Regions from separate parts of the Homo sapiens genome. Here region 1 is linked to region 2. Evidence: chromatin loops called from intact Hi-C (ENCODE). Cell type or tissue: MCF 10A. All regions are shown on one strand. Links, peaks and the distances in the headings refer to the core of each region. The heading gives the core; the rest is flanking DNA. Region 1 overlaps SEC22C (SEC22 homolog C, vesicle trafficking protein). Region 2 holds the start of CYP8B1 (cytochrome P450 family 8 subfamily B member 1).

Region 1 (15,229 bases), core at 4,910-7,409, 330 kb before region 2:
TATGGGGATAAGGAAGACAGGTCAGAAGGCCACCCTGGCAATGCCCCAGCCTCTATACAGGACAGACGGGGTAACCAAAGGCCAGAGAAGGGAAAGGACATGCACGAGATCACCAGGAAAGTCACTGATAGAGCCTAGCCTTGAACCCAGTTCTCCAAACTTCAGAGCCCTGCCTCTTCCATTACACAGATCATCATAGGTGAGACCATTAGGGATGCCCTCTGTGGAAACACATGAAGAGCAGGCCTAATCAGTGACACTGATTCTTTGTTTAAAATCTTGATATTTTGCTGATTATATATGTTTTGCGTTAATTTTGATATTTTAAAAATATTAGATTAAAATATTATCTTGATCACTGAGGTTTTTTTGCCACCCCTTTCAATTTTGCACCTGAAGCAAGTATCTTGCTTGCCTCACTCTAATCCCAGCCCAGCTCCCGGGATCCCAGCATCCCCGTGTCCCAGGATATTAGCATGGAAGAAACTCTGGAGAGCTCCAGACTGGTCTTTACGTGTCTCAGAAGGAAAAGATCCTGTCAGGGTGATGTCTACTAGAAGGAGGCAGCTCCAGGGCAAATTCAGTGGCTCAGCAATATCACCGCAGATGTAGGTATTTTCTGTCTGTCCACTCTGCCATCTCAGTATGTGGACTTTCATCCTCAGACTTACCCCCTCATGACTGCACAATGACTGTTGCTGCCCAAGCATCATGTTCCCACAGAACCCCATCCACTGGCAGGGAGGAGAATTTCCTCTATATGTCTCCTTTTATCAGGGACAGTCATCTATCCCAGGACCCACCTTTCGCACACTCTCTTCAGGCCAGGATTAGGTCACATACCCAAACCACAGCTGCAAAGATTGGTGAGGGTTCTATAAGGGAAGTTGATCTACTGAGAAAGAAATGGGGATGGCTGCTGAGTAGGTAACCAACAGAGTCTGACTCTCAGTCTCTTTTTGGACATTTCTTGGGATAAATGTGTGATCTTTCATATTCCTCCACCTGAGCCTAGTGGTGCAGTATATGGGGGAGGGGAGAGATCCAAATCAGTCATGCTTCAGTGTAAGAGACAGAAAACGTTCCGGGTGTTTTGTACAGAAAGAGATTGAGTGTAGGGAATTAAATATAGGAAGGCTTGGAGGGCTGGAAGTTTGGGTGCACCTCTATCCATGGTCACACCATTGCAGCTGCCACCTTGCCGAACATTACTGCCAATATCTCGGTTGCACATCCATTAAAGCTAGTGACAAGAAAGCAGAAGGAACATAGTGTCCTGCTGCTGCAGAAAACTCAGGTCTGCCATATCCCACCCATCAGCCACCACGCTGCAGGAAACACAGCCTTTACTTTTCTCTGCTTCCCAACTGTCTTGGTGGTGCTTCCCTCTGGTAGAGCCTAAGTTGCATCAAATTCCTAGCAGTGAGAGAATTCCGGAAAGGAAGCCTTGAGCCTTCCAACCCCAACAAAGCAGGGGAACATGGAAGGGGCTAGAGAAGAGGCTGAATGCCAATAGATAATTTCTAGCACAGCGGCTCAGGTGGCATTGTAGCCCAAGTCCCAGAAAACAGAGCCTGAGACAAGGGCCTGTGACCAGGAAACAGAAGAGTGAAACGGGGAAGTGAGGAAAGCCAATATAAAGGTGAGTCATCAGCCCGGGCAACATGGTGAGACCCTATCTCTGCAAAAAAATTAAAAAATAAAAAAATAGACGGGTGTGGTGGTGCACGCCTGTAGTCCTAGCTACTTGGGAGGCTGAAGTGAGAGGAACACTTGAGCCCAGGAAGCTGAGGCTGTAGGGAGCCATGATTATGCCACCGCACTCCAGTCTGGTGACAGACCAAGACCCTGTCTCACGATAAAGGTGAGTTATTGCACTGGCCACTACTGGGGCAACAGGACTCAATTCACTGGGACCCTCTGCAGGGCTGGCAGAACACGCCCAAAATCGTCCTCCTGAGGGACAGAGAAGGAAAGCATTAACCACTGGCTCCCAGCCTCTGTTGCTCAAGGTTTGCCCACGTTAGCCCCCTCACTCTTCCAGGCTTGACAGGCATGAACAAGAAGCAGGTTCCTGCAGGCATCCCATCACATAGTCAGAGGAACTCCGGGGCAGAAAGGGCCAGCTATGTGGTAGAGATAGGGTGAGGAGCTGTCAGGATCCCCCACCAGGAAGCTGGCTAAGGTTGGCCAATAGGGAATGAGGCAGAGGACCCAACACAGGTGGCCTCCTGGGGCTGAGAAGAGGAGCCCCACACAAAGGTCCTCGTGCACTAAGGTCTGCATGGACACTCACTGGTCCTGCTGCCAAGGTCTTTGGCTGGGGTACTCATAGCTGCTCTCTTGGCTGCAGCCCCAGGGTCTACCCAGCTGACTTGGCCCCACTGAGGCTCACTCTGGCCCCTCACACCGCTCCAGGCTCAGCCATGCCATCACCCAGCCATGCCATCACCCAGCCTTGGGTGTGAGCTTCCCCCCGCCATGGCCTCTGTGGCACTCACTTCACCATTCACCATGGCAACACCATGACAGACCCACCAGTTCCAACTCCGCCACCTTTCTCATGCCCCAGGGAGCATGCAGGAACTTCTGAGTCCCTTCCAGGCCTCTGGGAGCTGAGGGTAGCTTGGTGGTGTTCACTCAGATCTACTTGGCGTTAAATTTATAGATCCACCATTTTATCTAGAAGGGCCACTTAAGGGGCACAGGTTGCTGGGAGGACTGACTTCCTAACACAGAGTGGGACACACACACCCTCTGTTTTCAGGTTTCAATGTGTCCCTTCAATATTTCCTAGGTAATGAGACCAGGTGGGCTTTCCTCCCTTCCTTCTATCCTCACTTTCTCCTTGCAGAGATGACATACCCCTCCTCCACATTTCCCCAGGTCATAATGGTGGAGGGCTTCAGAGGGATATAATCTCAGGGGCCAGGTAATGAGAACGGTATCTGTTTAATGTTTTCAAAGTATTACCATCATATTTTCATTCAGCAAATAATTACTGTGTGCACAGTTCTAGACACTGAGGATGCAGTGGTGAACATGGCAGAGCCCTTGCCCTCATGGAACTGACCCTCTAATGGTGGAGACAGATAGTAAAAGAGAAAAGTTACAGAAAAAGAAGGCAGGATGAGGGTTAGAGTGAGGGGGGTGCTCTGTTAGTTGGGGTGGCCAGAGGGAATGACAGTGGGGCAAGAGCAGGTCATTCCCCCTCCCTGATGATCAGAGGAATTTAAACCATATGCATCAGAGCTGGGGCTCAGAGATCTTGCAGTCCAGGTCAAAACATCCAGTTCCCTGCCTCTGCAGAAGCAGCCTGGACAGTAGCTAAGGAGAACCAGGTGGCCTGGGGCCTCAGCAGGGTCTGAACTCCCCTAGGCAGGGGCTCAGGGGCTGACCAAGCAGTAAGGAGAGGATGTCTGGCTGGATATGGTGAGGCTTGTTTCTTGGGTCCCTCATTGCAGCAGTGACCCAGGCCCACAGACTCCATCTGGATGTGGAGTGTCCCCCCCGGCTGCCTCCAGCTCAATGTCCTCGGTGCCAAGTGACACAGAACAAGCAGCTCTTGAAAAGACTAATATTTACTCTTCAAACGAGAGCTGGCACAGGCTGTTTCCTGCAACTGGCGTCTGACTCGCCCTGTGGGATGGACACAACAGGAGGCACTCCGGGAGATAGGCAAATGTCCCCTCGGACGCCAGCATTCTGTATGAGACGATGTCTGTGAGATGGGGACAGCATGTTCCAAGGTTCCATTAGACACATCTCATTTCTGCCCGCACACCTCACAGTGGAGAGCTCACTGCCTCTCCAGCCCCTGCTGGACAGCTCTGTGAGAAAGTTCATTCTAATGCTGGCCCTGTGTTCCTTGCCCCGGCCCTTGCTCTGATCCCTGGGGCCTCAGGAAAAGCGCCTGGAATAACCCCCAGGGCTGGGGGAATAAAGGTCCTGGTCACCTTTATTCCTCCCACCCCGACCCGCCTCTGGCTTCACTTCCCCAGGCCCACACTCTGGGCTCTGTGGCCAGAACAGGATATTTCTGGGTTAGGAGGAAGAAATTGCCTTGAGGGCACCTCTGTCCCCCTGCAGCTGTGTTCCTTGTCCTCATGAGAGCCCTTTAGCTGAGTGCCTCATATGGGAAAGTCTTGACCAGGAAACTGCTGGTCAGACGGCTCGAATATGGGAAGGAGAGTCCCTAGTGGCTTGGGGGTCAGAACCAGCTCCCCCTGCCCACTTTCCCCTCTGGAGTCTCTCCTCTATGCTCTTCCCCACCCAAGCCCCCCATGGCTTCCAGAGCCTTCCCTGACCAATATAACCCCAGGCTTGTTTCCCCGCCCCTTCCCCCACCACTGCAGCCCTGTGCAGGCTTAAACACTCTGGCAGCATATGGGGCTTTAGAGCCCCAAAGGCCAGCCTTCTTAACCTTGTCATGTCAACTGCAGGGCTGGGCAAGGCCAGGACAAGATCTCCCAGGGGAAATGCAGGCCCACCCCATTCTCCCAGAGCTCTCATAACTGACTGCTGACACAAGCAACCCTCTTTTTAAAACAATTCCTTATTATCCCTATACCTAACTCCCAAGCTCCTGGTCCCTTGTAAGCAGCCATTCAAGTGTATTTAACATGTATCTTTTCGCATATATCCTCACAAAATATTTTATGGTCTTGTATGCATATATTTCTTATCATATAACGGTGGTTTTTCACTCAGCTCTAAGTTTTGAGGATTCATCCATGTGATGTTACATCTAAATCTGGTACATCTGCCTGCATCGTGGTGCTCCGTGGTGAGCCTGCACACTTTCTTTCCATGATGGATACACAGATTGCTTTCCACCAACACCAGTAAGTCTTCAATGAACATGTCCCCTTGAGGATCTGTATAAGAATTTTCCTGGGACAAATAACCAGAAGTCAAATTTCCACTTCACAAGGTGTGCACTCTTAACTTGGGTAAGTAGGCTGTATTAGTTTGTTTAGGCTGCCCTAACAAAGTAGCACAGTCTGGGTGGTTTAAGCAGACATTTATTTTCTCATGGGTTGGGACTTCAACATGTGAATTTTGGGGGAACAGAATTCAGCTCTTAACAGTGGCATGGCTCTGCAGATTGGCCGTGCCTCTCTACTCACTGCCACCTCGCACGAAGTCCTGCATCTCCACACTCCCTCTTGCACTTAGTGCCATAGAGCTTTGCAAGATTTGCCAAACTCATAGGTGTGAGGTGGTCTTATTGTTGTTTGAATGTGTATTAATGATTTAAAATCTCTTCATATGCTTATTAGCTTTTTACGTTTTCTCTTCTGTTAATTGTCTGCACATTTTCTAGTGGGGTTGCTCTTACTTGCTGATTTACAGGAATTTCTTCTGTTATTAATCCCTTAGTGGTTTCTGGCATCATAAATATCTCCTCCCATTCTTTTAACTTTGCCCATGAAATCCTTATTTGTATATAGTCAAATTCATCAATCATTTTGCCTTAAGGCAGTCCTTTTCCGCCACAAGCCACAAAGATAATCTTCAAGTTCTGCAACATATTCCACAGATTTTGCCGTCCACATTTGACTTAAGAAGTCCTTTTCCACCACAAGCCACAAAGATAATCTTCAAGTTCTTCAATGTATTCCACAGAATTTGCCGACCACATTTGATCCCAGCAATGTCTTGGTGCTGACTCAGCAGAGCCAGGTGGGCTCCTTAGAGCCTCTCCTCCACTAGCACTGCCCAAAGATGCTTGGCAGCTGTCAGGTAGCACTTCTGCTACCTGGGCCCCTTCAAGGGGTAGGCCCCAAGAAAAAAGAAGGCAACTCACCAGCCAGAACTTCTCATCCAGCCCTCCTGGCATAGAAGGAACATCTTTTATTCTTTGTGGGTATTGCCAAGTGGGGGACAGCCACTTGTTTCCTCCTCAGGGGAAACAGAGCTCCAAACTTTACTGTCACTGGCTCCCTAGAACAAGCCTCAGCTTCTCAACCTGAGCAAAAAAGTGGTTAAAGCAGATGGTGTCTGAAAACTATCAACTACCAAATCCCAGCACCCAATAACTCAGATGTTTATTTTGGAAGTCACTGCCTTCCTCCAAAAGATTCTGATTCAGGACAGATGGTGCAGAGACTCTTGGAGAGTGAATTCCCCAATGTGTTTAGAGGATGGTCAGGAGAGGATAGTGCATTTGCTTTCTTTCTGGGAATTTTATTAGCTGCTATAGGAACAGCCTTTGCTAAAGGCCACCTTCCCTTGGCTGGAAACCTGAGGAGGTGGCCGGCAGCTGCGCCCCCTGGTGGCCATTCTGTGGTCAGGCTGGTCCTGGGAGATGAAACTTCACCTTCACAGTAGACAAGAGCCCAAAACGCGGAGCACGGAAAGTGCCTGCTGCACATAGCAGGGCAGGGGCAGAGCCTGCAAACTGGGGAGGCCTCCCAGCCCCCAGGGCATTGTTGTGACTGCTATTTTGGTTGGGGGTTAGTACTAAAGACTATTTGAGCCCTTGCGCCTGTCTAGGCCTCACTGGACAAGATGACCTGACTTTCACTTCTTTCAACAACCCCCTCCCATTATGTCAGGCCCACATCACACTGTCTAGCAAAGGATCCATAACTCGGAATTTTTCACATAAGTGCAAAGACACATGTTAATAAACACTTTAGATTTATTCTGCCATTTCTGAAGCCACCTCATTTAATTTATACATAGGATATAAATGGCTATACATTTTTACACACTTTTATACAAGTTTAGGTTGTACTACTGAGTTTGTTAAAATGTACCCATTATTTACTCAAAATATTTATTGTTACAAGAAAACCGTAAGAAGCTTGTGTAACATGAACAGCAAGTATTGAAAACGAATATGTAAAGTAAATGGTTTTGCCCTGACTAAATCAGCCTCAGTATTTTATGCTTTTAGTAGAAAAGCCCATTAAACAAAATAGAATCCTGGGGGATCAAATCATATGAATGATTCATGAAATAACACTTCTGAAGCAACCCCAGAATCATATAAATGTAAGGGTTAAAGGTCATATGTACTAAGCATGGGTCAGAGGAATAGAATGGATTTGTTAATTTTACCCTAAATAAAAGGCGCTTGTGGGCAACAGCTCTGCCATCAATACACATGGGCAGATGTTTCCGAATCCAGCCATTCCCAGATTTCACTGACATGCCCTTTTCCACAGGCTCCCTGCTGATGAGATTTCCCCAGCAGCAGAAGTTTGACATCACTGCTCCCGGATGGGAGAATCAGAGCTCTCCTCATTTGGGTCAGGGGTGGCTGGCTCACGAGGTTTGGTCCAACCAGCAGAACCAGCTCCTTGGATCCTGGAATAAACCAAACATCAATGGTACCATGCGCTCTGTGCCCAGGGAGTGAAAGGCAGGTCCAGGGTGGGAAGAAGAGGGGCTGCTACCTTTTGGAGTGAAAAAAATGAGGTTTACACTGTAGTATAACAAAATGCCTTTTTGTAAAGGCCAGAAGAAATGGCTGTGCTGTGCTGCCTGAAGCAGAAAAACCTTCATGTACCAGGTGAATGTAAAGCCTTTCTCCTCCCACACACAATGGACTCACCCAGTATTACCCTCCACTACCACTTTTGACCCTCATAACAGCACCCTGGCGGGGGGGCAGATTGATGTTATCACCATTTACCAGATGAGGAAACTGAGGCCTGATGGGCAGTGATTTGTGCACTGCGACATAGGACTCAGTGAAGAGCCTAGCCAGCTGACGGTCAGCTGACTGGTGCACTCTTTCCCTCACCTTCTCTCTCAAGGGCACAGCTACACTCTTTCTCCACCATTATTAACACTCACAGGGCACAGGTAGAGCGTCCCCAGACCTGTGCAATATTCTACACGAAAACATTTGGAATGTGAGCAATGTCTGAACAGGGGCTTGCCAGGCACATCTGATCACCATAAATGCTCCCACCCCTGCCTGTCCTCACTTGTGCTGCACTATGCAAGCAAGCAGCAGGTTCTCAGAAGGCCACTGTCCTGCATGTCACAATGAGTGGCCAACTCCTTCACAGAACAGCAAATAGCAGCCCTGGCTACAAGGTGCAGTGTGCAACCCCCATATGCCAAGGGGCAGCTGCTATCTTCCAGCAGAGAGAGAACCCCCAGCTCTGCTCCCTACCTATGCCCTGCTTCCTGTGCCTCACACAGCCAGCCTTGCTGGCCTGCTGGCTATTGTCTCTGACTCTGAGCTGTGCTGACCACCAAGTGTTACTCCTCTCCAAGACTTGACTCCCAGGCATGGGTGGGAGAGTTGAACCTCAATGCAATCTGCTCCCACTCTGAAGCTCGTCTACCCACCCCATTTGTTACAATTAAAGATGGTTTTCTCATCCCTCCAGAGACTCCAGTTTCAGACTCTGTCTCCAGAGCTGGAATGTATAGGGCAGAGGTAGAAAGAGGCAGGAGAGTTGGAGAACAAGAGCACCTAGAAAAGAACAGAGGAGCTCAAGCTCATTTAATCAAAATGCTTAAATGTTTTAATTCCAGCATTCTCCAGAGTTCACAGAAAAGAGGGATGCAAGCCCAAAAAGCAAAAGCAGGAGCTTATGGTCACATGCCTCCAGCTGCAGGCAGTGGGGCCTCTGGTACTGAGAGGGAATGCCACCCGAATATGCCCCAGCTGTCTCCACCCAGGAAAAGGAAAGCCAGGTACACTTCTCATCACAGTAAGACTAGCCTAACAGGGGAAAACAGATTTACATGTTTCGTTCATTAGCATATTAGGGAAGGGGAAACCTTTTGGGCTCTGGCCCCGTGGTTGGGAAACCCTTCCTAAGAGCATGGAGCCACACTCTGGCCTTGATACAGTAGATGGGACTTAACACACTCTGATGCTCAAGGCCTTGCAGCATCTGATACCAGAAGGCACCTCTAAAGTTTTGTTTTCAACATTATTTCATCTATTCCCAGATCTAGTCCAGTGATGTCAGCTGCACAGGTAGCATTTAACTACTGGGAAAACAAAAGTGCTACAACAACAGTGAGTCCATGGTGGAGTGAGGATAACTCCTGGGATTTGGAACCAGTTTGCTGGTATCAAGGATCACACAAGAGGCTATAAACCTCCAACCCTGAACCAAGTCAAACCTAAGCCTGGGGATTTCCCTCGGATGAAATCACCAGAACTTCTTTCCTATTTTCAGTCTCTTCCTTCAGTGAGCTGAGGATTCTTTTAGCTAGCTGGATTTCAGTCAAACAATGTTTTTGTGGTCATTACTTGTACTGTTTTTCTAGTGCATCTTTTCCCTTTTGTTTGCAAAAGTCAATCTCACCCCATGTAGATGTTAACTGATATCCACACATTCGACCTGGTGTGGATAACATCTCTGGTAGTGCCTCGGTGGTCAGGAAGCATTACCAGGAAGGACTCATCTTCAAGGACCGTTTCTTTACTGCCTGCTGAATATGGATCATAGGCTCAGATGCCCAAAGCACCTGGGGTACAGGTCTACATGGCAACCCAATGCCACATAGGAAAAGAAAACAGTCCATTTTTAAGCCGTTCTTACCGACTTTTTTTTTTTTTTTTTTTGAGACGGAGTCTTGCTTTGTCACCAGGCTGGAGTGCAGTGGCTCGATCTCGGCTCACTGCAACCTCCACCTCCCGGGTTCAAGAGATTCTCCTGCCTCAGCCTCCTGAGTAGCTGGGGCTACAGGCACAAGCCACCGTGCCCAGCTAATTTTTGTATTTTTAGTAGAGATGGGGTTTCACCATGTTAGCCAGGATGGTCTCGATCTCTTGACCTCGTGATCTGCCCACCTCAGCTTCCCAAAGTGTTATTGACTTTTAAAGCTTTTTTGTTCTTCTCATTTAAAACATTTTACCTCCCCTCCTTAACTTCCCATTCTATTTCACCATCTCTTCAAAATTGTCTCCCAGAAAAACTGAAAATTCACCTGCTGGGTATGCAGAAAATTATGCAGATGTGAAATCAGTGTAGAGACAACTTTGGAGTTTATGTCTGAGTATGCTGCCAATATAATTTTCATATTCAGACTTTTTAGAGACAGGGTTTCACTCTGTCATGCAGGCTGGGGTGCAGTGGTGTGATTATAGCTCATGGAAGCCTCAAACTCCTGGACTCAAGGGATCCTCCTGCCTCAGACTCCCAAAGTGCTGGGATTACAGGCATGTGCCATCACATCCGGCTAATTTTTTTTTTTGTAGAGATGAATCTTACTATGTTGTCCAGGCTGGTCTCAAACTACTGGCCTCAACCGAGTCTCCTGCTTTGGCCTTCCAAAGTGCTGGGAATACAGGCATGAGCCATCATGCCTGGCCCATATCCAAATATTTTATGTTTGGTCAAAAATAGAAAATTCTATTATAAAAAATAAAGTTACTATGGCAACATTTTCCCAACATAGTTCCCAGTATATAAACTTATTTTTCTTAAAATGATAACAAGGTAGCTCAATAACAATACAATACCAGTGATAACCAAATATAATTGAATTTTTCTAAAACTACATTCTTACATTCCCTATCCACTCAACTCTTGTAATGGTTTTCCACTTTTAAAAACTATCAAAATAGGATTTTTAAAAATTTATCAAGACCACATAATGCAGTTGAACACTCAAAGTGTTCCATGCAACTGTGGTTGAACTATTCAGATTCCAGACTTCTACCAAGAACAATCCAAAGAGCAAACTCCCAAAATGACCTCCTGCGTGGTACAAAACAAGCCAGGCTGAAATTTCGGGAAACCTAAGGGATCTTATCCAGAACCATATTTTGGAAAACTGTGATCAATCAATTTTTTGACAGTGAAAGAGAGTAACTTTCCAGAGTATGTGTTAATTATATCTCTATCAAGCTTTAAAAAGTTAACAGATACTTAACTCTTGTTCATAAAAAATGAGGCCCTCAAGCTAATTAAGATGACTGGGAAAGGTGCAGAGGAGTAATTAATTTTGGAGGCGCTCTGGGAACAGGTACACAGGGTACAGTAGTCATCATCATTAAAACAACAGGCACTCAGCTCTACTGAAAAGGCTGATGACAGCAGCCCCTCCCAAGCGGATCTGTAAAGTGCCACTGAATCCATGTTCATTCACCTACTCCAGGTTGTGGTCAATTGTAAGTAATCCTGAAATTCTCATTTCTGCTCATGCTGACAAACTTATCATCTAGAAGTACTGGTTATTCAATTAATTTTTAAAATATTCGGATATACCCTGCAAATAAATATAAAACATCTCTGTACCCAAACAGTCCCACCACTATAAAAGGTTACATATAAATTAAATAAACTCAGATTTCTTAACCATTTTCTCAGCTTAAGTTTGCCCTCACCCTAAATGAAGTCCAATTTATATCCAAAATATAATTAAATATTCCAAAGGTATATCGAACCTAAGATATTGAAAAAATGTAAACAAAATTTATCTAGCTTACATTTATGAACCATATTTTTAGGTTTTTAATTCATCCTGTACTGACCCTCTGAAAAAAAAAACTAATCAAGTTATGTTTAGACTGAAAGCTGATTTGGATTTTAAAGTGGTTCCTTGGAGACAACTCTCAATGACTAAAACCAGTGTTATTGAATCAAGTGGTTTACTGTATCATTCAACTTAAAAGACCAAAATATTTCCTTTCTCTCTTCCAATAAAGCTCTTTCTGGATGAGCCCCCAGATCCAGCTGTCCTAGGTAAACGTGCTGAACTGGCTGGAGATCCTGCAGTAATGCTTGGCACAGAACCAAGGCTGGGTATCAAGCAACCTCATGACTTCCACTGCAACTGTTTAACATCCCCAATTCCTGGTTTTTCAGTCCAGTTGGCTGAAAAGGATGGAAACTGGAGTGTAAAGTAGAGAAGCAGAAAGAGAAACATAGATTGATCCTCAAAAGAAAATCAAAGAATCCATTCATCACAGTGTCATCCTCATACTCCACAGTCAGACTGCTTCTCCTGAAGCTGCCTTGTTAGTATCTGATATGAAGACAGAAAAGCCACTCCTATGTGGAAAAGGATTTGCCAGAGGTTCCTCAGCCCGTGCAGGTACATGTTGCCCAGGCAAATAAAGAGCAGCATAAGCACCACCTTCATAGTCCTGGCTGGACTGTAGAACAGGTACAAATAACACTGAAATGAGACCAGAAGAGGAATTCCAATCAGAGATAAAATGGCCACTAGATCATATGCAAAATTCACCTCCCACAGCTTCCATGAAGAGTGTCATTTCTCTCACATTAGCTGATTAAACTGAATTCATTACAGTAAAGCGTGGACCCACTGGTTAGGCTGCTAATTATTGGACGAAAGTGAGGATTTGGAAGATTAAAGGAAAGTGAAATAGATGTCACAGGAAGAATCAGTGCATGGCACATCTGAAAGAAGTTAAAGAAATAGACAGAAATGACCAGGCTGTTGGCAGTAGAGAAAGAAGAGCTGCACATAAGCTGCAGACAGCCAGGCTGCAGACAGGGGACCCTAACGTGACTGACTGGCCCCCCAGTGAAGTTTTTCTTCAGGGAGCCAGGACAGGCAAGCAAGCTGGTGAGAGAAAGCCATGCTTTTACTATTTTGGTTTCTCCTGAGCCACGACTACATTGAGCACCACTCTTCCCTTGGGCACCCTCCTTATCATGTCTTCCAAAGCATCTCTGAGTCAGGGAAAGGTCTCACAGCAGGGAGAGTGACTGGTATTTTGTGTATGACTATCACACATAAAAGGGGCCATTCTTGTTCTGCAAAAGGTGGAAACGGCATTTTGGTTCAATGCTTTGTTTTTTTTTTTTAAAAAAAGGACATCACTGAACATGGATCAATCTGACAAAGGTTCAATCTACAGAGGGAGGGAGTGAGCTATCCAACCAGGAACACAGTTGAAGGAATGAGGTGGAACTGTACAATCCCTGCAGTCCTAAAACATAGCTCTAGGAAACTGCCACTGGCTATGTCCAAGGTCTTGGAGACTTGTTTTCTAAAAAATGAATGCATTTTCATGGGTTGAAAATTTCTTTTTGCATAATCAGGTAATGCTTTTTCATTTTTTTTAGGCAATGTCTTTCTCTGTTGCCCAGGCTGGAACACAGTGGCGTGATCTCAGCTCACCGCAACCTCCACCTCCAGGGTTCAAGCAATTCTCATGCCTAAGCCTCCCAAGTAGCTGGGACTACAGGTATGCACCACCATAATCAGCTGATTTTTGTATTTTTATTATAATAGAGATGGGGTTCCCTAGGCTGGTCTTGAACTCCTGGCCTCAAGTGATCCACACATCTTGGCCTCCCAAAGTGCTAGGATTACAGGCATGAGTCACCACACCTGGCCTGGGTAATTCTTAAGAATAAACCATTCTAGGATGTATGTGGAAGAGAAGGAAAGCGTCCTAAGAACAGAAATTTTAATTTTAAAAAAAGGGAGAAAAAATATGTATTCAGAGACAGTGCTAAAATCCTAGTCCATACGGAGGACAAGGAAGGAGAATTAGAGCCACGCTTTCACTAGAATTAACTCTGCCTATGAGGGACTCAAAATCGCCTCTTTATGCCACCCCTTAGTACACAGCTTATATGAAAATAACTAATCAAAACCCTCTAGTTAATGTTCTAATGTTTGCTTCAGTTCCTAAAGAACAGGTCTGAGTCAGAAGGTATTACTATTTAAAACAACAACAACAACAACAACAAAAAAATCAGCAGTTCTTTGACCTAGTCTTATATATGTATATATTTTTTAAAAAATTTTTTGCAGAGGTCGGGCGTGGTGGCTCATGCCTGTAATCCCAGCACTTTGGGCGGCCGAGGCGGGTGGATCACAAGGTCAGGAGATCGAGACCATCCTGGCTAACATGGTGAAACCCCGTCTCTACTAAAAGTACAAAAAAAATTAGCCAGGTGTGGTGGTGGGCACCTACAGTCCCAGCTACTTAGGAGGCTGAGGCAGGAGAATGGCGTGAACCCGGGAGGCAGAGCTTGCAGTGAGCCAAGATTGTGCCACTGCACTCCAGCCTGGGCAACAGTGCAAGACTCCGTCTCAAAAAAAAAAAAGAAAAAAAAAGTTCAGAGATGGGGTCTTGCTATGTTGCCCTGGTTGGTCTCAAACTCCAGGCCTAAAGTGATCCTCCCACCTTGGCCTTGAAAAGTACTGGGATTACAGGTGTGAGCCACAATGCCTGCCTAGACCTATATTTTAAAAACTACATGTACACAGATGCTACTTTTATAGAAGGACATTTCTGTGCTTGGACTGTCCTAATAATAAGCACAAGGCAATATCTTGCCACTCACTAGTCAGGCCTAATCCAATCCCTATGTAATCTCATCCCTCCCTTCTGGGAAGTCAAATCCAAACTGCTGGTTTCTGTTCTGCTGCTGTCAATAGCCCCTTGGCCTTGAACAAGGGGCTTTCCCTTTATGAGCACAAAGTTCTTCCTCTGTAAAATGAGAGGACTGGCCAGGATGGGCCTAAGGTCCTCCACTAAGGGCTTGGTATTGTCCATGATGTGAACCATGACCTTGGTGGAACAAAAATCACATCTAGAAACTTGCTGATAGATGAACAGAAGAACAAAGTAAGGTCATGGATTTAATCCACTGACCAAAATATCGTTTCACCCACCTGGAAAATGCAGGCTACGAAAGGAACAAGAAAAGCCAGAATGTTTCCAATTTCCTCATGGGCAACCTAAAACAAATACAAGGAACACAAGGAAAGGGATATTTAGATGAAAGGAAACACTGTGACATAAAGCACTTTACTCTGCCTTCTGTCTGGTATGGTTGACAGTACAAAATCCCTGGCTGGGTGAGACACAAGTTCCTGTTTATGCACCAGATCAGGGTTAGCATACAATCGTTTTCAACAGCTTGGTCACAGCATGTGCCTCCTGTCCCCATGTGACTGTGCTAAGTCTGCAACCTGGAATGGGCCGCCAATCCCTCCACCTCTCAGAAACCTAAGCATCTGTTAAGACCTAGCTTTCTCTAATTCCTCCCATCTCCAGGCACTGCCGCCTCTTTAGGATTGCCACCATACACTGTTTTGGGCCATGAGAGCCCCCAAGGCAGGGACTATGTCTTAACCATCTTGCTGGCCAGGTACTAATTCTAATGTATACAAACAAACAGACAGTTGGTAAGTATCTGGCTAAGAGCAATCATAAACAATAAGAGTAGAAACCACAACACACATTGATCAAAGACAGGATGTGGTAACAGGCAGTTACCACTCATAACACAGGCCTGCTGCCATTCTCCAA
Region 2 (15,229 bases), core at 5,932-8,431:
GACTTCCTGTGAGAGGAGGGTTCGGCAGAACCCACTCTGAGAGATGGTATTTTAAAGAGAATGATAAGCCTGTCAGATGACTAGGCGGGGAGAGAGCGAGGACAGGCAGAACAGAGGTAGGGGGTGCCACAGGACCAGAGGGAGGGGTGGCCAGTGGGGTCTTGGGGCTGCAGAGGGGTGAGAACAGGTGAGAGATGCAATAGAACTCCTCTGGCCAGGTTTGCAGCTGGCTTGGCCAAGCTCACTCTGTAGGATGCAGGCGGTAGCGGAAGCGCACATCGTGGCTGGGCTGCATGGTGCCAAAACCCCAGCGCTGCGGGTCAACATGGGGTAGTGGTGTGTCAGGGTCCACCAACTCTAAGTCAAAGTGTGTGACCATAAGCAGGATAAAGAGCTTCACCTCACTGAGTGCAAAGAACCTCCCAGGGCAGATGGAAACGCCCGAACCCCAGGGCATGGTGTAGTGGTGGATCTTCTTGCCTGTCTTGAAGAAGTCCACTTTCCGGCTGCCATTAGGGTTGAGGAAGCGATCGTACTTGAAGACGGTGGGCTCAGGGTGGATGTCAGGGTCCATGTGCACTGAGAGGTAGGGAAAGAGGGCCAGGATGTCTCCATGGCGGAACAGATACTCCTGCCCACTGGACATCTTCAGGGTATAGTCTTCATGAACCAACCTGAGGAGGGTGGGTGCAGCCCTCAGCCGCAGCGTCTCCTCCACCACGCTGTCTAGAACTGGGGTGTGTTGCAGGGCACCGAGTTTGAAGGCAAAGGACTGCTTGGTCTCCAGCCTGGCCTCACCCAGGACCTGGGTAGCTTCCTCCCTCACAGCCCGAATAGCTTCTGGGTGCTTCAGGAGGTACAAGAGGGCCCAGAAAGAGGTAGGCCCCGTGTTCCCCTGGGAGGCCCAGAGCATCATGAAGTTGAACTTGTCCTGCATAGCTGAGGGTACCCCCTGCTCCCTCAGAAACTGAAGCATGTTGCCCAGCCAGTTGCTGATGCCCTCCTTCTCCTGGCTGTGGCTCACGGAGAGCATCTTGTGAAAGAGACGCTGGAGTCGGCCCACTTCTAGCCACTCCCGGGGCCACAGCAGGGAGTAGACAAACCTTGGGAAAAGAAGGTCAAACTTGCGGAACTCCATGAATAACTCTCCTGCCTGTAGCAGGTCCTGCTCCTTGTCCTTCGTGTAGCCGAACAAGCTCAGGTAGCCAGCTGTGAACAAGATGTAATAGCAGAAGCGAAAGAGGCTGTCCTCATGCCAGCAACTGGCATCCAGACTCCAGCCTTTGGACGTCAGCATTACAAAGGACAGGCTGTCCAGCATGGTCTCATTAAGATCCTTCAAGCCATCCCCCCTCAGATGCTTGGTGCTGGCTGAGTGTATCATCTCATGGTCCCCTTGCACTGAACGGTATCCAAATACCTTCAGCACCAGTTTTTTTGCATATTGCCCAAAGTCTAGTTTTCTCTGTGTGTCCTTGAGGATGGAGCCAAAGGAGAGGGGGTCCATGACGAAGGTGAAGTACTGGCCCCCTAGCTGCACTGTGAACACATCCCCATGCTTGGTCCTCATGCGCTTCAGAAATTCAAACATATTCTTCCGGAAAGCCATGGCATGGCCAAGCCAGGGCACGGTACCCTTGTCCAGAGGGGGCTCCCATGGCCTGCGTTGTCGGAGCATCCCTGGCAGGCACAGGTATCCAGCAATGACCACCAGCAGAGCTCCCAGCACTGGACCCCAGAGAACCATGGCTATGCTCCTGCGGATTAAGCTCTCGACACGCACACTGTTCCCTGGGTGCCAGAGAGCTTTGGGAGGCCTTGGAAAGTCCAGGATGTAAAGGTCTGAGCACCTGGACCTTGCCCTGTGGCCGCAAGTTATGGCAAATAACACTAGTGAGACAGTACTTGGAAGCAGCAAAATGTTCCCCTGGACTTAACACTTGGCTGACTGGTCACGTAGGGGAGGAGGAGGTAACCAGGAGAAAGCTCAGAGAGAAGCTTCCAGCTATGGTCACAGCTGCTCACCAGCTTCATGCTTTGCTCTGACCTTTTCAGACAGCTCTTGCACCTTCTCTCTAAGCCTGCCTTGAGCCCACTCCCACCCCCATAGCTGACAGACTATTTATACCCCCATTTACTCATGCTTTTATTTATTTGCCAGTTCAGTTGGTAGAAATGAATCAAGCACTTACAAAATCTCACTTCCACTCTTTCCTCATCTTTAGAAGACTCAACAAATGCCTCCATTCCTACTTGGCCCCCTTGGTCAAGTAAGTTAACCTCACTGTGGCTCCACTCCCTCATCTGTGAAGTAGGGATAATTACAGTGCCTTGTAGGTGCTGTTGTGAGGCAAAAAGAGATAACACCTGAAAAGCACTTAGAATAGTGCCTGGCTCATGCTAGTGCTCCATATATGTTAGTTAGTATCCTAAAGCCTTTTCTCTTACCTTTGCCTGCTCCCCTGGACCTCACAGCAGCCCGTGCTTATCTCCTCATTCTTTCCCTAGTCTGTCTTCCTCTCTGGTCTCAAAGATGCTTGCCAAGGGGGCATGACCTTGTTGAAGTCATGTCTGCTCCTACCTCCATGTGCACAGAGTACACAGTCAAAGGCAAGTGAAGAATGACTGTATGCCCTTCCACAACAGCTCTGACCCCTAACCCAAAAAAAGAGGCATTGATGCTGGGGCTTTAGATGCTGAGAAGGCTGAGATGGTGGAGGGGGTGTTGACTCCATCTTGGGGTATGAGTGTGAATGAACTCATCTGAGGAGGCCACAGAGCCTCCCAGATGATGACTCTTCAAGCAGAGGCTGAGCCCTCAGTCTCTGAGCCTCTCACCCGGAGCCCTCTCACCTGCCCAACTGCTTGCCTATACACTTCTCTGACAAGAAGGCAGAATCCTGGAATTGTAAAATGTCAGAGACAATAGAGACCTCACTCAATCACTTCATACTTCATTTCACAATGAGGATCTAGGTGCAGAACGCAGTGGGGACCCTCTTTGACAGCTGCCCTGGCTTGGGGCCTTGAGATAAGCTAATCATTGACTAAGGGCCTTCTGAGACATGTCAGCCCAGGTCCCTGCCAGCAGCTCAAGAGGGAGAAAACTGTACCATTGACGCCAAGGCATTAGTCAAGCAGCCTGGCCCATTGTTGCTATAGGTGAGGTTCAAACTCAATTCAATCAGTTCTGATAACCTCCAAATTACTTTTTAACTTCCTAACGACCTGAGAACAGGGACTTCGGCTCTTCAGACAAAAGAGGGTATGGAACTTCCATATCCCCTCTGGAGTGAGCTTCCTTTGCCTATGAGCTTCCCCTTGGCAGGGAGTTGGAACTGTCCACACTCTGCTTCCCAGAATCCCTCTTTAATTGTTCAGGACCACCACAGTACTTGGCATCATCAACTCTCCTCAACCTTAGAATTCGGTCTGAAACTGGGCCAAATCCAATGAACTGAACCGTGTCCCCTAGTTTTTAATGGATGAACCATTATTTCACATTCATTCTTACCTCATTCATTAACCCACACTCATCTATTCATTCCCTCCTTCCTTGGAGAAGCCCCATCTATCCATTCACTAGATATTTATTGGGCACTTACTGGCAGAAATGTTGCTACGATCTGGGATTATAATCATGAATGAGATAGACACAGTCCCTGCTCTCTTGCAGTTTATGGTCTAATGGAGGGAGAAAGATATTAAATCACTGCCCAAAGTAATTATACACATATTTCTCATTTAATGTGCTTTGCTTTATTGCACTTCACAGATACTATGTTTTTTACAAATTGAAGGTTTGTGGCAACCCTGCATTGAGGAAAACTATTGGCACCATTTTTCCAACAGTGTGTGCTAACTTTGTGTCTCTGTGTCACATTTTGTAATTCTCACAATATTTCAAATTTTTTCATTATTATCATTACAGCTGTTATGGCGATCTGTGATATGTTAGTACTGTAATTGTTTTGGGGCACCATGAACTGGGCCCATATATGATGCAAACTTAATTGGTAAATGTTGTGTGTATTCTGACTGTTCCACTGACCAGCTGTTCTCCCCTCTTTCTATCTCTCCTTGGGCTTTCCTGTTTCCCAAGACACAGCTATTTTGAAATTAGGCCAATTAATAACCCTACAATGGCATCTAAGTGTTCAAGTGTAAGGAAGAGCTGCGCTTTAAATCACTTTAAATTTCACTTTAAATCACAAGCCAGAAATGATTAAGCTTAGTGAGGAAGGCCAAGATAGGCTGCAATCTAGGTTTGTTGCACTACACAGTTATCCAAGTTGTAAATGCAAAAGAAAAAATTTCTTGAAGGAAATTAGAAGTGCTACTCTAGTGAATACATGAATAATAAGAAAAACAGCTTTATTGCTGATATGAAGAAAGTTTTAGTGGCCTGCATAGATCAAACCAGCTACAACATTCCCTTAGCCAAAGCCTAATCCAGAGCAATGTTTTAACTCTCTTCAATTCTATGAAGGCTGAAAGTGATGAGGAAGCAGTTGGAGAAAAGTTTGAAGGTAGCATAGGTTGGTTCATTAGGTTTAAGGAAAGAAGCCATCTCTATAACATAGAAGTGCAACGTGAAGCAGCAAGTGTTGATGAAGAAGTTGCAGCAAGTTATCTAAAAGATGTAGCTAAGATAATTGATGAAGATGGCTACACTAAGCAACAGATTTTTAATGTAGATGAAACGGCCTTATATTGGAAGAAGAGACCATCTAAGGACTTTCCTAGAGCAAAGTCAATGCCCTGCTTCAAAGCCTCTAAGGGTAGGATGACTCTCTTTTTAGGAGCTAAGGTAGCTGGTGACTTTCAGTTGAAGCCAAAGCTCACGACCATTCTGAAAATCCTAGGGCCCTTCAGAATTATGCTAAATCTACTCTGCCTGTACTCTATAAGTAGCAAGGCTAGGTGTGGTGGCTCGCGCCTGCAATCCCAGCAATTTTGAAGGCTAAGGCAAGTGGATTGCTTGAGCCCAGAGCTTGGAGCCCAGCCTGGGTAACATGGTGAAACCCTGTCTCTACAAAAATTAGCCAGGTATGGTGGTGCATGCCTGTGGTCCCAGCTACTTGGGAGGCTGAGGTGGGAGGATCACCTGAGCCTGGGAGGTTGAGGCTGCAGTGAGCCAAGATCATGTCACTGTACTTCAGCCTGGACGACAGAGTGAGACCCTGTCTCAAAACAAACAAAACAAAGCCTGGATGGCAGCTCATCTGTTTGCAGCATGGTTTACTTAGGCCCACTGCTGAGACTTACTGCTCACAAAAAAGATTCTTTTCAATGTATTACTACTCATTAACAATGCACCTGAGATCTCTGAGGAAGATGTTCGAAGAGATGAATGTTGTTTTCATGCCTGCTAACACAACATCCATTCTGCAACCCATGGATCAAGGAGTAATTTCAACTTTTCAGTCTTAGTATTCAGAAATACATTTCGTAAGGCTATAGCTGCTGTAGATGGCGATTCCTCTAATGGATCTGGGCAAAGTAAATTGAAAACCTTATGGAAAGAACTCACCATTTTAGAGCCACTAAGAACAATTGTGATTCATGGGAGGAGGTTAACATATCAACATGAACAAGAGTTTGAAAGAAGTTGATTCCAACCCTCATGAATGACTTTGAGGGGTTCAAGGCTTCAGTGGAGGAAGTCGCTGCAGATGGGTGGAAATAGAGAATTAGAATTAGAAGTAGTGCCAGAGGATGTGACTGAATTGCTGCAATCGCCTGATTGAACTTGAATGGATGAGGAGTAACTTCTTACGGATGAGCTAAGAAAGTGGTTTCTTGAGATGGAAACTAATCCTGGCGAGGATGCTGGGAACACTGTTGAAATGACAATAAAGAATTTAGAATATTACATAAAGTTAGTAAAGCAGCAGTAGAGTTTGAGAGCATTGACTCCAATTTTGAAAAAAAGTTCTATTGTGGGTAAAATGCTATCAAACAGCATTCCATGCTACAGAGAAATCTTTCCTAAAAGGAAGAGTCAACTGGTGCGGCAACCTTGATTGTTGTCTTATTTTAAGAAATTGTCACAGCCACCCCAGCCCTCAGCAACCACCACCCTGATCAGTCCAGGGTGAAGACAGGAATCACTGAAGGCTCAGATGATCATTAGCATTTTTTAGCAATAAAGTTTTTTTTAAAAATTAAGGTATATATATGTATTTTAGATATAATGCTTTTGCACACTTAATGGTGTATAGTCTAAACATAATTTTTATATTCCCCGGAAACAAAATTCGTGCGACTCATTTTACTATGGAGGTTTGAAACCCAACCCGCAATATCTTCGCGGTATGGCTGTAATTGTGACAAATGCTGCAAAGAAGAGCAGAGCATGAAGGGAGGTGGCAGTCAGGAAGGCCACACTGATTGGGCCACACTGATTCAGCGGAGGCCTGGAGGACCACAAGACCCAGTCAATGTGTGTTGTGTGTGGTGGAGGTGCTAGCGGCCGAAGAGGGGTGCTGGTCAGGGGATGCAGCAGGGTGGTCCCAAGGTACCGAGAGCATATCCACCCTGGGGCCAATGAGCCCAGGGCACTCGGAGAAGGGGGAAGAATCTCCACAGGGTGCAGAACCGGCAGGCTCTGTGCGGGTTAGGACTTTGACACATCGGTGGCACTGAACCCCTCTCACGCCAGCCGGCCCAGCCACGCTTGTGTCCGGGGCCAGCCCACGGGGGCCACGCAGGGCTGCCGGATGGACAGGCAGGGAATACGGGCTCTTCCTCGGGAGGAGACTGGCTTGCCCCTGGGAAGTCAGCCCACGGGACTGCCCTCCTCTCCCTCCCGAGGGGCTGGGGACCAGCAACTCAAGCCAACACCGGGAGCGGGCGGCACGTCCCCTCCTCGCCCCTTCGGTCCGGGAACTGTCAGGGGCCGGGGCGGGGTTACGATGGTGGGCTAGGGGGCCAGGTAGGACCAAAGACACACGGAGGCGGCCTCCGGGACAGCCAGAGGGCCCGCGGGCGCTCGGGAAAGGGGCGGGTGCACTTCCGGCCCCCGAAGCCTCAGCGAGGGAGTCTCCGGGAGGCGCGGCGGGGAGTAGGCAGTGTGTTGCTGACCTCTGGCGGTCGCTCTGCGGCACTTCGCACCTTCTTTGTGCTCAGGAGCGGTGAGTGTCAGTTCGGCGGCTGAGCCCCCAGTAAGGGCGTGGTTCCGGGCCAACGGGAGGACGTGCTGATGGCGCTGCTTTCTTCCTTCCCCACCGCAGCTGTTTCCGACTCGCGCGCTGAACCCACCACTACCCCTCGGCCCACGCCCCTGGCAGTTTTCACGGCATAAGCCCGGCAAGAGCATCATTTTGGTTGTCCTGGGGGGTTTTGGGGGTTAGCTCCTTTATTGCTAACCTCATTTGCACATTCCATGGTGGGCAGGACAGTGGATTGAGTTTTTTACACTGGGCCCTAGTAGTTCCATGTTCCTGTCTGATGTCATGACTTCTCATTCTATATATGGCCCAGAATTTTGAGCAACTGGGCACTGACCTGAGGATTCTATTTATCTGCTGTGGTTCCTTTACTGGGGTTCTCCGCTGTGGGTTCTCTAGTCCGGATGCACTAGCTCTTCCCTGAGTCTTGTTTGCCCCTTTTTCTAATTCTGGATGATATTGACTGCTCCCCCAGTATGTGCCACCTCTTGCTCACTGCCTCGCCCCCAGCAGTAAGTAGTACCATTGAAATGGAAATACAGGGGAGAAATTATTTCACCCTGCCTTTAGAGCAGGTAATAATCGTTTCACTTAGGGCTTATGTATGGCTCCTTTTTGTTTCTTTCTAGCTTTCCAGGTTCCTTCTGTTTTTCCTGGAGGGGAAGGAACCCCCTCCATGGCAGCCTGGGTTCTTGACAGCCTGACTCAAGGGTCACTATGCTTACTGCTAGCCTGAATCACATATACCAGGTTGTCGTAGAACCAGTGTAGGACATAAAAGGCAAACCTGGGTTCTTGTCCCAACTTTTCCACCAATTTATGGCATGACCCAGAACATTTTGTTTTACCCTTCTGGACCTTTATTCTGATGTGTCAAAATAAGAGGTACTGAATTTGACGTACTCGCCAGCAGTGAGATGCTATTATAAAGGTATTGGGTTGTACATTCACTAATTTGCCAAGAGATAACGAGGGCATATAGTGTGAGAGGGTGGAGGGATAGGGTGGGAATTGGAATGATTGGCATTGAGCTTCTAGCCAGGGGATGGCTCTATGCTGATCATTTCCATCGCCACCAACACCATCACCATTCTTATTTTGAGAACTTACCTTGAGCTAATATTACACGAAATTCACGTATTTTGCCATCTAACCCTTATATCAACCCGGTTCAGAGATTCCGTAGAAGAACTCACAGGACTCAGAATACAGTTGTAATCATGACTAAGATTGATTACAACTGGATTGCTGGTCCCTAGCCCCTTGGGAGGGTGGGGAGGGCAGCCACGTGGGCTGAATTCCCACGGGCAAGCCAGCCTCTGCCTGAGGAAGAGCCAGAATTCTCTGCCTGTCCATCTGATGGGATACATAACCAGATCATAAGGGAAAAAGACATAGGTGGAGTCTGGAGGAATCTATGTGCAGGATTCCGAGTTCTTTCTCCCTGCCAGGAGAGATCACACAAAGCTTACTCCTCCTAGCAATGGAAACGCAGCAACATATGTGCCATGTTTCTAACTAGGGAAGCTCAAAAATTAGTCAGTGCCCAAGGTTTTTATCGGGGGACTGGTCATGTAGGCACCTTCTGCCTAGCACATACCAAAATTCCAGACTCCTAGAAGGAAAGCAGATATTCATTATAAATCATGTTTGTACAAATAGTCAAGGCATAACGAACTACTCTTATTGGTTAAGTGTTGACTGGACGCACTTTGAAAGTGAAGTTCCCAGACACTAGCCAGGGGCCTACCTTGCAAGCAGGCCTTTTTTTGGGTCTCTGACTTGCTATGTTAGTGATTTTATGCACCCAACCATATGAAGCAAAAATGCCCTCATTTTACAGAGGAGAAAATTGAGATTTCAAGGGCTGGTAACTTGTCTAGAGTTGCACAACTAGCAAGTGGTACAACCAAGAGTCTAATCACTCTGTTTACTTCAGAACTTCAGCTCTTCATCCGCTGCCATATTGCCAGTCCCAGGGCCTTCCTCAAGTCCTTTGTCTTTGTTCTTTCTGCCTGAAATGTTCTTTCCTTAGCTATTTGCATGACTGGTGATATGGTTTGGCTGTGTCCTCACCCAAATCTCATCTTGAATTGTAGCTCCCATAATTCCCACCTGTTGTAGGAGGGACCCAGTGGGAGATAATTGAATCATGGGGGCGGTTTCCCCATACTGTTCTCGTGGTAGTGAGTAATTCTCATGAGATCTGATGATTTTGTACTGGGAAACCCCTTTTGCTTGGTTCTCATTCTCTCATCTGCCACCATGTAAGACATGCCTTTCGCCTTCTGTCATGATTGTGAGGCCTCCCCAGCCACGTGGAACTGTGAGTCCATTAAACCTCTTTTTCTTTATAAATTACCCAGTCTCGGGTATGTCTTTATCAGCACTGTGAAAATGGACTAATACAACTGGTTTATTTTATTTATTCATTTTTTAAGAGATAAGATCTCACTATGTTGTCCAGGCTGGCCTCCAACTCTTGGCCTCAGGCAATCTGCCTGCCTCAGCCTCCCAAGTAGGTGGGACTACAGGGATGTGCTGTATGCCTCGCTTGGTTTCTTTCAATTATTCACTGCCTCAACTCAGATTACACCTTATAGAAAGGCCCTCCCTGACTACTCTATGTAAAGTAGTCTCTTTTTAAAGTACTTTGTATCATTAACCTATTTTAGTTTCATCAAAACATTTATAATTATGTGAAATGATCTAGTGTCTTTCTTTATTCTCTATATCAATTTTCATCCAGTCGCAGTGGCTCACACCTGAAATCTCAGCACTTTGGGAAGCTGAGGCGGGCTGATCACCTGAAGTCAGGAGGAGTTTGAGACCAGCTTGGCCAACATGGTGAAACCTGTCTCTACTGAAAATACAAAAATTAGCCGGGTGTGGTGGCGCATCCTGTAATCCCAGCTACATGGGAGGCTGAGGCAGGAGAATCACTTGAACCTGGGAGGCAGAAGTTGCAGTTAGCTGAGATCGCACCACTGCACTCCATTCTAGCCTGGGTGGCAGAGGAAAACTCTGTCTCAAAATAAAATAAAATAAAATAAAATAAAATAAAATAAAATAAAATAAAATAAAATAAAAAGAAAAAGTCAATCTTCCTCAGTGGTGTGCTGGTAAATTGGCACTGTAAGAAAAAAAAGTCTTGATTGGTAGAGTTGGCCAGTTTCATATTGTAAATACATTGCCCCTGGCCAATTTCAGGCACCCATATAAGGTCACTGAAGGAGGAGTTGGAAAGAGATGTGCATCGTCAGCATGGAGTCCTGATAAGTAAGCAACAATGAGGAAGGGACCTTAGGTAGGGGAGAACCCCAGGTGGGGAAGAACAATGAACAGTTGTTCTGAGAGATGGCTAATCACAAATAACCTGTGGGCACAATGACTTGTCCTGTCCGCAAGTGGCCCCAAGAGCAGAACCTTATAAAACTTCCCTCCAGCCCCTGCCTCATTGTAGACAGCCCATTTCCTGCTGTGCTGCCTGTTGCAACTTTGCAACATATTTTTATACTTTCTGTAATAAATCTGTCTTTCTTTACCTACAGCTGTCTTGGTAAATTCCTTTACCACCTGCACCACCAGCCCCAGATAGTTGCTACCTGTGATAATCAGCTTTCCTGAGTCAGTGTGTGCTGGCACCACAATAAACTCTTTAAAATCAAGGACTATGTCTTGTCCATTGCTGTATCCTCAAGACCTAGCACATTGCCTGGCACATAGTAAATACTCTATAAATGTTTGTTGAATGGACGAATAATTCTCCAATTCCATCTCTGATTACTGTTGCAGGCATTCAGTCTTATTTTAGAGATGAGAACAATGGGGCTCAGAGTGTGAGGAACTCTCCCTTGGGCACACATTTATTAAGTGGTAGAGCCAAACATTTAATACAGCCAGTTTGTGCCAGCTTTACTGCTAAGTGGGTCAGAGAAACCTAAAATGGGAGAAATTGGAGCTAGAGAAACAAGTTGTCCATATACAGTTCCATAGTTCATAGCAACAAATAATTTATTGCAGGCTTAAGCATATGCAAGGTAGTATCTTAGTCTCAGGGAGACAAAGATTGATTGGATTTTTAAATCATCCTTCAAGGATCTCACTGATTAAATGGGATAAGCACGTAATATCAAATGTACAATACTAAAGCAGTATGAGCCAAATGCCAATGGATTCTGAGAGCAGTGTCACATTTTGTTGGGGGAAAGGGAATAGGGTCAGAAAGGGGTTTATAAAAATAAGCCATTTGAGTTGGGCTAATAAGAATATATAGGGTCAGGTTGTGAATGGAAAGGTAAGGTATTTCAGGCAAACGCTGATGAGGATTTTTTGCTCCTTAGTTCAGCTAAAATCTGGTTTCTGGTCTCACGACTGGGAAAAATTAGGCACATGGACACATTGAAAGGTGAGGAGAGTGGAATTTATTGATAAGAAGCTCAGAGAAAAAAAAGAGGGTCTTGCCAACAGGCTCCCACCTCACAGATTGAATACCAGGCCACCACACACCAGCTGAAGAGGCCAGGCTTCTCCCCACCGCATAAGGTGTGAATTCCCGGTGGCTACACCCCAGTCTCCCAGTGCACAGGTGGGCCCTTAGTCTGAGCCACTCCACATTGATTTATTTCCCTTACTGCACATGTGTTAAGGGACAGAATTCTTCGCTGTGGGCATGTTAGGCAAGCCCCCTGTGCACAATGACCTGAGCAGCATTTGGCTGTCTCATTTCTATCAACTCTGTGGAGAAAGGCATCTAAAGAGGTGGTGAGATGTGCTTGAAGAAGAAAGTCCAGTTCATCTGATATGTCAATGCAGGTACAACTCAGGCAGGCCTGAAGACTATAACTCTAATGAACATGCTATCCAGGAAACTAACCTTCAATCCACATGCACACCAAACCCTCAAGAAAATTAGAGTTGTTAGTAGTTACAGTAGTCCTGCCTTGTCTGCAGGGGATACATCCCAAGATCCCCAGTGGATGCCTAAAACCATGAATAGTACTGAACTCTATATATACTATATTTTTTTCTGTACATATACATATATATCTATGATAAAGTTTAACTTATAAATTAGGCACAGTAAGAGATCCACAACAATAATTCATAATAAAAGAGAACAATTATAACAATAAGTTGTAATACAAGCTATGTGAATGTGGTCTCGTTCTAAAACTATTTTATTGTACTGTACTCACCCTTCTTATTGTGATCTGTCAATGTGATAACTGTCATGGCTACCAAGTGACTAATGGTCAGGTAGTATATACAGTGTGGATATGCTAGACAAAGGGATAATTCATGTCCTGGGTGGTGTGAAAGGAAAATAACAACTTGGGACCCCAATTCACTATGCTGAAAGGAAAAAGTCAAGCTAAAAGCTGAGTCATGCAAGAAGTTGCCTTTCCTTTTGTTCCTAAGCAGATAGTTACAGATAAAAGGTAAAAAATCTCCACAGGTAGCTACTCTATGTTCACCTTATCTTATGTAACCTGCAGATTTACTTAGCATGAGATGAATACATAATTAAATATTCCCCTACCTGCTCCTTTTCTCTTACATGTGGATTCAGTAATGACCATAACCTCTGTCTTTCCCCTGCAGCCTGCTTTTCCCTTTTAAATATTGAAGACTTCAACATCATCTTTGGAAAAAGACACATACCTGTCTCCTGGGTTATGTCCTTAACCTTGGCAAAATAAACTTCAAAATTGATTAAGTCCTTTCTCAGATACTTTTGGTGTACAGTGGGATGGAGCAGAGTGGTGTGAAATTTTATAATACTACTCAGAACAGCGTGCAACTTAAAACATGAATTATTTTTGGAATTTTCCATTTAATATTTTCAGGCCATGGCTGATTGTGGGTAACTGAAACCACAAAAAGTGAAATTGCAGGTACGAGGGGACCAATGCATTTGCAAGTGTAAATGATGTGATCTTAATGCCATAGTTTCTAGAGTAGCTTGGAGAGTCTAAGTCCCCCCACCCCCTGCAACCCAAGGCAAGGAGAACTTTGTAAAATACTTGGTTGAACTTCCACTGCATTCCACTGCAATCAAGCAGTATCTTTAGCAATCATGCACCTTCATGGGGAATTTGAGGGCCAGGAAAGCATGACTTTCCATGAAGAGATTGGATTAGTATCCTTTGTCCATGTGTGATGTTACCTTCCTGTCGATCGCTATCATCCTTGTGACAGTTGTGCAGTAGGATCTGGCAAACAGTTGGAAAGATGGCTTGGTGCCTATTCTGGGGTGTCTTGAATTCACCTGAGGCATGGATCTCATTTGACAGGCGGTGGAGAACTACTGAGGACTTCTGAGCAGAGAGGTTGGTGGAAGAGGAAGCACCAAAAATCCATCTCATCACCTAGAGAGCATTGTACTGGCAGAACTGTCTAAAGTGACTATTTTGGAACTCTGGGATCAATTTGAATACTTGCAGCTTCCAAAGGAAAGGTTGGTTGGTAAATTGTGGCTAATATTGGTTGATTTCAGCTTGTATTGGATACCCACCCATAAGTCCCATGGCAGGCAGCCATGACATGTTTCTGACATGGCTTGCTGAAGCCAGAGTGGGAAATTAGGACTTTGTCCTCCAGATATTGGGGCTCTGTGTTATAATTGCTGATAGCTGCTTCTTATCAATGAGGTGTAGCTACAGAGGCTGGCTGCCATTGGTTCACCTCCATTGGCTGAAGCAGTCTCTAGGGCATTAAAACATTAAAAGGAGCTGCACCTTTGGGTTTTTTGTTTGTTTGTTTTGTTTTGTTTTTTTTTGATGGAGTCTCGCTCTGTTGCTCAGGCTGGAGTGCAGTGGTGTGACCTCGTCTCATTGCAACCTCCGCCTCCCGGGTTCAGGCGATTCTCCTGCCTCAGCCTCCTGAGTAGCTGGGACTACAGGCATGTACCACCATGCCAGGCTAATTTTTTGTATTTTTACTACAGATGGGGTTTCACCGTGTTAGCCAGGATGGTCTCGATCTCCTGACCTCGTGATCCACCTGCCTCGGCCTCCCAAAGTGCTGGGATTACAGGCATGAGCCACCTCTCCGCCTGTTTTGTTTTTTTTTACATTCAAAAACAACTGTGTGTATGGGGGAATTTAGAAGCCATGTGTGCATACCCAGGGAAAGACATAGGTTCAGAAAAGACCTTAAACTTTCACCTCAGGATGATCCCTAGCACAGACACTCTAAAATATTTCTTAAAAGTCAAACCCTGGGATAAGTGGGATAATATTATTTCCAGAATTATCACAATGTAAAATTCAAATGTCCAGTTTCTACAAAAAAAATCACAAGGCATACAAAGAAACAATAAAGTATGGCTCATTCAAAGGAATAAAAGAAATCAATAAGAAATGTTCTTGAGGAAGCCCAGATAGTGGACTTCATAGACAAAGACTTTAGAATGACTGTCTTAACCCATTTCTCGTTTAGAAAAAAATTGCAGCTCGCCGCCAGTACTCATTTAATTTTACATAAACACACTCTTTGAGGCTGAAGCAAATCAGACTGATCTTCAATGTGAAAATAAAGTATAAAAACTGTTCTTGGAGTTATTTCCAAACAGAACTTTTTTCTAATCCTAATGTAACAGAAATGTATATGATGACAGTATTTAATAAGTGGGCAGAATTTGGGGGTAAGGTTAGGACTGTAATCCATGAGTTATTGTGGTGTATTCACTGCACTGCAAGGGCCACTGGGGAATATTTTCACGGCAAATGGGAAATGGGTTAAAGATACTCAAAGAGCTAAAGGTAATCATGGACAAAGAGGAAAACAATGTACGAATTAGAATCAGAATATCAATAGAGATAGAAATGATAAGGAGAAACCTAAAGGAAACTCTGGAGCTGAAAAGTATCATAACAAAAAGGGAAAATACACTGGGATGGGGGTGGGGGTGGTTAAAAGCAGATTTGAGCAAGTAAAATAAAGAATCTGCAAACTTAAAGATAGGATGATTGAAATTATTGAACTGGAGGAACAGAAAGAAAAAAGGATGAAGAAAAGTGAACAGAGAGGCTGGCAGATAAATTCATCAGCTT

What was found. A loop is a pair of places that touch in the nucleus more often than their neighbours do. Peaks named below come from ENCODE experiments on the same cell type or tissue, not always from the same donor. Only the 100,000 strongest peaks of a DNase experiment are listed, where the experiment ranks them.
Region 1: a loop joins it to region 2, with 5 times the contacts of the local background. A loop is called at or near these places in 4 of 110 quality-filtered maps.

Annotation. Positions count from the first base shown.
Region 1 is chr3:42,541,341-42,556,569 of GRCh38, forward strand. SEC22C (SEC22 homolog C, vesicle trafficking protein) reads right to left here. Exons shown (of 7, transcript NM_032970.4): 6 at 14,590-14,655; 7 at 6,629-12,108. The coding sequence ends at 11,908. Among named protein-coding and RNA genes, the nearest start is that of VIPR1-AS1, 16 kb to the left of the region's middle. In MCF 10A, for the core only: a CTCF peak has its summit at 6,275 (motif pointing left); a DNase peak (open chromatin) is centred at 6,291.
Region 2 is chr3:42,874,070-42,889,298 of GRCh38, forward strand. It overlaps CYP8B1 (cytochrome P450 family 8 subfamily B member 1), which reads right to left and starts at 1,810. Exons shown (of 1, transcript NM_004391.3): 1 at 1-1,810. The coding sequence starts at 1,747. The coding sequence ends at 242. It also overlaps the pseudogene HNRNPA1P22. RefSeq lists silencers at 1,073-1,249, 7,241-7,290 and an enhancer at 6,908-7,202. In MCF 10A, for the core only: a CTCF peak has its summit at 7,091 (motif pointing left); a DNase peak (open chromatin) is centred at 7,092.